2 separate regions of the Homo sapiens genome follow, and region 1 is linked to region 2. A link is a contact called in ENCODE Hi-C data. All regions are on one chromosome and are shown on one strand. Each heading gives the region's core, a stretch centred on a gene start or an enhancer-like site at or near the end of the contact. The rest is flanking DNA. Distances are from core to core; before and after follow the strand shown. Region 1 overlaps ZBTB20 (zinc finger and BTB domain containing 20). Region 2 has its middle 23 kb from the start of ZNF80.

The links. A loop is a pair of places that touch in the nucleus more often than their neighbours do. Pooled maps may share reads with other maps.
Region 1: a map with no recorded cell type shows a loop between it and region 2 (10-fold over the local background). The contact joins two enhancer-like sites. A Hi-C loop is called at or near these places in 9 of 37 single-sample maps with no recorded cell type and 5 of 50 pooled maps.

The regions. Positions count from the first base shown.
Region 1 is chr3:114,583,372-114,587,236 of GRCh38, forward strand. The region is part of intron 6 of ZBTB20 (zinc finger and BTB domain containing 20); the gene reads right to left. Among named protein-coding and RNA genes, the nearest start is that of ZBTB20-AS5, 130 kb to the left of the region's middle. Within about 2 kb of position 1,545, at least 6 of the 41 ENCODE cell types and tissues checked have a DNase peak (open chromatin) inside an H3K27ac peak, as active enhancers do.
Region 2 is chr3:114,212,596-114,216,348 of GRCh38, forward strand. No RefSeq gene overlaps it. Among named protein-coding and RNA genes, the nearest start is that of ZNF80, 23 kb to the right of the region's middle. RefSeq lists an enhancer at 1,141-1,814. Within about 2 kb of position 1,721, at least 12 of the 41 ENCODE cell types and tissues checked have a DNase peak (open chromatin) inside an H3K27ac peak, as active enhancers do.

The sequences.
Region 1 (3,865 bases), core at 295-2,794, 370 kb after region 2:
GACTTTTTTCTCATGTATTAAACAAAAATAAACACAAACATTGATTTTTTGACTTAGTGTTTTGTTGAAACCAACAATTACAAGGACCAACTCAAACATGGCTAAAAGTGGGAATAAAAATAAGATTTCTTTTATCCTGATAAAAGATTTTTTATCACCAAGAACGTTACAGTATGACCTACTTAAGTGAATACTTATTAAAGAAACAGATTCATTTAAAAAACATGTTTTTAGGTAAATAGGAACGGTGCAAGTGTTTCTTTGAAATCTTACAAAAGATAAAAATTAATTGAACTAACTAAGGTTCCTTACCCTATGCAAATAAGAAACGGCTTAGAAAGAAATGTCTTCAAACTGTTGAAATGTATATTCCTTAGTTGGTGTAACCAATGTGAGGTCTCAGTTACTATAATAGCAAATGTTCTATTAGATTTAAGCACATCAGTGCAAATTATTAAAATGAGACTGTCTTTGTTTAAAATAAAGCTTTAAAAAATGTAATGTAATCTCTGAGGGAGTATTGCCTGAAATGAAAGTTTTAGGCCGAGCTCTGCCACAATCCTATTGCGCATCTTGGTTCATCTGATTAAACATCTTTGGGTCTCAAAATTCACATACATTCACATTTCTAAAGTGAGTGTGATATAAAGTCATAGCTTGATCATCAAACTCCTTTCTAGCCCTAAAATTCTACGTATCTAATGAGATTAATTTATCATGAGGTGTTTTTCTTCTTTCCTTTGTTAATTTCCTTACAATAAATAGACAAATAAATGATCAAATAAGCAAATAAATAAATATTAAAAAGACATACACACACTGATAGCTATCCATCTGAATAGGAAGAAAGACTTTTTTTTGTTTGCCATTATCTATCCCCTAATGTGTATTTAAAAAGAGAGCTCCCACAGAAAAGATTTTTATTTTTTTCTAAATCAAAAATAGTGTATCATTTATTTGCCATTTAAGTTCTACTAAGAAGGAAAACACAAAATCATTATGGAAATCCTATTAGGAACTTTAGAAAGAAAAAGCTGATGAAATTCCATTTACAATTCAAATTGTTCATTCACGTATTTCCTTTTGCAGAAACTTTAAATGCTGCCTCAAACTATCTTCACCTCTTTTTCCAGGGACAATATCCCTAACTCTGTTAAAAAAAAAAAAAGGCTCTCTTCTCACACCCTTCCCACCTGTCCTCTGAGGTAGTTGTTCCACAAAGCTAAGGTATAGATTACATCAAGAGATATTTGGGATGGGAGTAAAACATTTCACCCTGGAGACAGTAATGTGTGCAATTTGCCAAGTCTAAAAGAAAGTTAAGCCTCATCACCACTTTGGCAAGAAATGTGGTTCTCATGGATGGACAATGATTATCATTTTTACACAGAACTTTTGAAAATGAAAGTACCTGGGGCACCAGCCAGAAAATAAGTACGAGAATGCAAGTTTTTTGCGTCAATATTTAAATCAGACAAAACACTATCAGTGTACCCTTAACAGACCTGAAGCGTCTAGAAAGAATACAAGGCAGCTGACACCTTGGTGAATAAGAGCAGCTCAGTTTTATGAAAAGGCCAAAGTCTTAGGGCAAACTCTCTGTTGTTCCAAGTGCTGATATACCTATGGCATCAACAAAGGCAAAACACCATAGGGGGCAATAGGCAAGGCTTCTCTTACAGGCAAGGCTCCTGTTAAAGGCTGGGACCCTCTGGACTACACACTCGAGGAACCCCAAGTGTGGGTCCCTGAGGGGAGGAAGTTTCCTCAAACAGAACGGCGAGAGGCTGAAGTTACACAGTGTAGGAGTACTCCCTGCTGGCAGCTGAGGTTGGAAATGAACTGGTGATGTCCTAGAGAGGGCTGCTTAAATTTTCTATGAGGAGGCTAATGGAGATAACAGTGCTCTTGAGGGGACAAGAGCATGGGTCTGATTAGGTTTAGATAACTCCAGATATTATGCTGAGTGAGGAGGAGGTTAAGGGAAGCTACTGATGACAGGAACTCCAACAATTGACAAAAACTATGTGTAGAGCTGGTATATACAATTTTCATTTAAGTTTCCCATCTCATATCATTCTATAAAGCATACACAGCCGTATGTGCACATGTGTGTGGGGTTCAGAGGATGCAGGAAGAAATCTATTTCTGTGCAGTTCATTTTACCCCTGCAAGAACAATCTTTGAAACCGTCTAATGTATTCACATTTATGTTTTACAAGGAATCCCTTCCATACTTCTAATGGACCTGCCTGGTATGCCCCCTGTACCACTATACCTAATCCCTAGGCAGGTGGTCTTTGTATGGGCCTGGGGCAACCACACTGGTTTCTCCCCAGTGCTCTGCTCTGTTAGGGTTCTTCTGCATAATAAAATGAAGGTCAAAATGGCAGCCTGCTAAAAGCAGCAGTATTTCAGTTGCAGGAATAACTTGCTTGTCATCAACTTGTTAATGCAATAGTCAAACATTTCTCTGACATGTACAGTATCAGCTAACTTCAGCAGATAAAGGGTCTAGAACAGGAAGATGCTGCAGATGCTTTAGCTCGGAGGAAGGCTTAGCAGAGCCAAAACGTCAGCAGGGCCTGTTTGTTCCATACTTTCCATCGGGCTCTGTGAAAGAAATGTTAGATTACTGCAATGACAAGTTTGTGACAAGCAAGTCATTTGTGCAACTGGTGCGCTCCTGTTTTTATCTGTTTACCATTCAGACTTGTGAATGCCATTTCAAGCACTTAGAGGATTTCTGGCTCCCATTAAGGGGAAATGGTTCCTCCATGTTTAGAATTTTCTACCTCAAAGAGAATTACTAAGCAATTATTTGTTCCTGTGGTCAGTGTCACACAAAAGCACTCTTGAGTTGTTTAGCTGGACTCTGAATCATGAAATGAAGTCCTGAAGACTGGATAGCTTGGAGCATCAAAAATTTCCCATCTAGTTTATTGGAATGACTACAAAGCAAGCCTGTGAGAGACAATAAAATTATGGCCAGCTTGAAATACCTTGCCCTTTTGCTCTGGGATCATATATCAAGGCCATATGCTTCAAGCCACATAAACTCACTTGTAACAAGTAGATCCTGAGAAGCTAAGGCCTGGCGATGTCACACTGACATGTGATTTAGCATATGACTGTTTTGGTGACAAGGACCACTTTAGCTGTTGAGAAGAGAATTTCCACTGACTTCTCTCTATACCTTGTGGGTAACTATAGGGTCAATACTAATCCAGAGAACATTTTAACTGTGGTAAAATAAAGTAATATAATATCAAATTAATAACTAGGGCCATCCTCACTAGGCTGACTTTTTAATAGTGAATGGAGACCCTGGCAGATTTGAGATCAAGAATTCAAGATCCTCTCATTAGGTCCTTCACCTGAAGTTGCTGAGTTTCTTCAAGTCATTTTAACCTCCTGGGACGAAGGTAGAAAATAACAGCACATGTTCCTTTCCATCTGACATAAATGGTCTCAGGGTCAATATTACAAAAGATGAAGAGTGCCTTCAGACTCAAGAACAAGAATGATACTCTCTAAACATCATTTATTCTTTCTACAATTTTACATTTTTGCCCATTGTTGGTACTGAATTTATACATAACTCTAGGTATAACTCCCTTTTTTTTTTTTTTTTTTTTTTTTGAGATGAAGTCTCACTCTTGTCACCCAGGCTGGAGTGCAATGGTGTGATCTTGGCTCACGGCAACCTCCATCTCCCGGGTTCAAGCGATTCTCCTGCCTCAGCCTCCTGAGCAGCTGGGACTACAGGCACCCACCACCACACCCGGCTAATTTTTGTATTTTTAGTAGAGACGGGGTTTCACCATGTTGGACAGGCTGGTCTCGAACTCCTGACTACAGGTGA
Region 2 (3,753 bases), core at 471-2,970:
CCAATTGGCATTCTAGGCAATTTCTTGAAAGGACATTCCTTGTCTTCTTCTCACACGGCTTGAGTGAGTACACTTTGTGCTAGGAGCAAGATCCAGCCCATCCCAGGCTGAGATCTCTTTCTGTCCTGGTTAGGAACAGGGGCCAAGAGAGGCTGCCATGGGAAACACATGGCTCAGCCTGAGATGAGCATTCTCAGCAGACTCTTACTTCCATTACAAGCAGCAGTAGTAGGAAGCAATGTTTTTGGAGAGCGTCCACTGCACTCTCCTTGGTCTTGCCAGTGAAGTGCAGGGGCGGGGACCAGCTCACCTTCACATTCCTGGCCATGAAGGTGAGAATGGATCCAGACAATAATGTGTTTTCATTTGTGGTTGCTTATCTTTTGTCTCCAACTGGCAAGCTGGAATGATGTTGGCACCACACGACAACAGCAGGGAGTCACAGCCTTTTCATAAATGCATGGAGAAATGAGGCATCAGCAGGTACAGGTTACAGTGACTCAGGTGGGGCACAGGAATTTCATGATTTTAAAAAAGGATTCCAGATTCTTCTGTTCTCCTTGCCAAAGGCTAGTCAATTTTCCCAGTTGCTTCTCTATTGCCCCCATCTTATTCAAAACTGCACAAATTCAAATGACCCCACTTCATCTAGACAAAAACGTAAAAAGAAAAGACAGTCAATCAAGATTCTGCTTGATTAACATCTTGGGAGAAGGCTAACATGAGTCTTCAGGGATGAAAATAAATGGCTCTGAGCCTGGGCTGTGGTCATAAACCTGACCTTGTCACTGCCTAAGCGAGGAAAGCAATGGAGGAAATTAGAGCTCTCGTTCCAGTGTGATTACAATTGTACCCTTAACAGGACATGACAATGTTTTTTGGCATTCAATTATGTTTTGCTATGCGTGCATGCATACACTCACACACTCACACACGCAGAGCTAGAATTGAAATCATCTCAAGTGAGAATTCTTGTGATGCATTTAAGGGGCCTGCATTTGACAAGTTGCTACCTAGTTATGGACTAAAATCTCACCAGGCACCCCCATAGCTTATCGCCTGTCATTTCAAAACAAAGACATCCTGCTTCCCCTTTCTGTGTCACACCTCATCGACTCATTCTCAGCAGACTCTTACTTTCATTACAAGCTCGGTGCCACCTCCCGGACTTTCATCAGATGAAAACTTGAAAGAAAAAAAAAACCCATTCCATGTTTTGACTTGGACTCTAGGTGTTGTTATTCTCTCAGTCCAGCTTGAGAAAAAAAAAAAAAAAAAGCCCACCCCACGAGGGGGCAGGCCTGCTTTCCTGTCTCCTGCCACCACACAGTCTCTGAAGTGTGTGAAGAAGAGAGGAAGAGACAATTAACACTCAGCACCAATCTGCATTTCCTTTTTAGCTGCCATTTACACGCTGCTCAGGTTTTGAAAACCAGCATTTCATGCTACTCCCTAGAGAGCCAGCACCAGCTTCAGCAGGATCCATCTGCACAGCACTCACATTGCTGAAATCTTCAGCCAACCCAGAATTCATTTATTTATTTTTTGAAAAAAAATGAGAGAGAGGAAGTGAGAGAGTACGAGTGAGAGAGCAAGCAAGCGGGTGAAAATAATAGATTAGAATCTGGTAATATTTAATGCGCACGCTTGACCAATCCCTGCGCTGGTCCAGGCAGGGGTGAGTCAGTGGAGTTTTTCTTTGATCATCTTCTAGATTAGTGTGAGCAGCGAGCGAATGAGCAAGAGCGTGTGACAACAGAGGATGACAGGCTGTGAGGTTCGAAGCAGGAAGGACACACTCCATAAGTCTCGGCACTGCTCATCAGCCCATGTGTCAGCACGCTCTTGCTGATGGGAGCAGCGGGGAGAAACGCCATACTGGGAAGTCACTGCTGGTGTGGGACAAGTTACAAGATGCTTCTGGGGGAGGAAAATGTGTATCATCAACTCCTCAGGTCTGGCCAACTTGCTTTATTTCCTTTAGCCCCCAAAGGGTGGAGCATTGAAGCATAATAGCTTCAATAAGCTTTGTTATTTTAACATTATTATTTTTTAAACTGAATTCACCACCACAGGAGGTCACAGAGTCAATGGTCACAGCTGGCTTTTAAAAAAGGGTTGAGTCACTTTGTGATTGATAAAACAGACTCAGCCTGAGATGAGGGCAATCAGGTTTCCTGCTTGAAGGCATCAGTTGATCACTACAGGGGTCGGAAAGAAGTGTTTTTCTTACGCAAGTTCTGGCATAATAGTCTAGGTGAATGCAAAAAAAAAAAAAGTTAGTCTTTTGATTTGTTTGTTTTTGTTTCTAAGAGAGAGCAGAGCTAAAAAGCCCATCCTTACCTCAGTAGACCAATGAGTGGTCTGATTCCATCTGGCTCTGCTGCTCAGATGGCAGTTGTGATGATAGTCATGCTACAGACACATTTACCAACTAAGCAGTGCAGACAGTACTCTGCATTGGCCCAGATTTACCTAGGAACAAGCACAGGTGTGCTCAGATAAGGAAAATACCTTAGGTCAGGAGGTGGGGTGAGCACATGGTTGTTAAAATAGAATTTAGTGAGTTAAAAAAAAAACCAGCAAACCAACACAAGACTCATAAGTACCCTATAGTATCTGCGGATGCCGTTACACGTCAAGTTAAACCACATCTTCTCAGGATACAGGGGTGTTTTGCAGCTCTCACATTAACACAGATGTGTAACGTGGGTTTCTCAGCCTATCAGAGATGGGGCAAGATAGGGTTATAATAAACAGCTTTTGTTTTTTTTGGCTCTGCCCTTACTAGGGGAGACTTCCAACCTTACCAATTCTCAAATAGTTCTTGGAGTCCCTGGTGAGAAGGATGCCCCTCTTCCACCATTCTGACTTAATGACACTGGAGCCACACTGCATGGGTTCAAATCCCAAACTCATTCCTCCACTCAAAATGTATTTAAGGGAGTGCCCACTGTGAACTTGACATTATTCTAGATGCTGAGGAAAGAGCCATTCCACATTTTCCTGTAATTTTGGTTCTAGTGAAGGTGTAGAAATGCAAATAAATAAACAAGTAAATGTATAATATTTCAGATAGAATATTATAGAGATGCTGTGGAGGGAACAAAAGCCTACTTGAGATGTCTTCAACAGAAGACAAGAAGAATGAGAGAGAGAGTAAGAACAACCATTTTAAGAAGTTTGCTGCAAGGGGGAAAGAAATGGAGTCGTTTGACTTAGGAGTGGAATCCCAGGGAAATTTCTTGTTGCTGTTGTTGTTTGTGGTTTTGATTGGAGAAATAGCATCACGTTATTCTGATCCATGTTATTAATTATTCTCACATTATTCTAGTTCTGATTCAGTAGAGAAGGAAAATAGATGATGCTAAAGCAATGTCCTTGGGTGGCGTGAGGGGTTGGGATCTGGTGCAAAGTGGAGGGGTTGGCTTTAGGTAGAAAATACACAGTTCATCCAGAGCAGCAGGAGTGAAGGTAAACGCATGGACATAGTGTAGAAAGATGTGAGGGTAGAAACTTGTGCAAGTTCTTTTTCTAATTGCTCCGATTTTCTCAGTGAAGTAGGAAGCAAAGTTATCAGCTGACAGTGTGGAGGAAAAGAATGTGTTGGAGATTTGAAGAGAGAGAGGAAGATGTGAAATAGTCCTGGAAAAGTGAGTTGACTAGGGAAATAGAGTAGGCTGCCACGCTACACTAAGGGCTCACTTGTGGTTTGTGATGATAACTTTAAAGTGAGACCAGTCAGCATGGTTG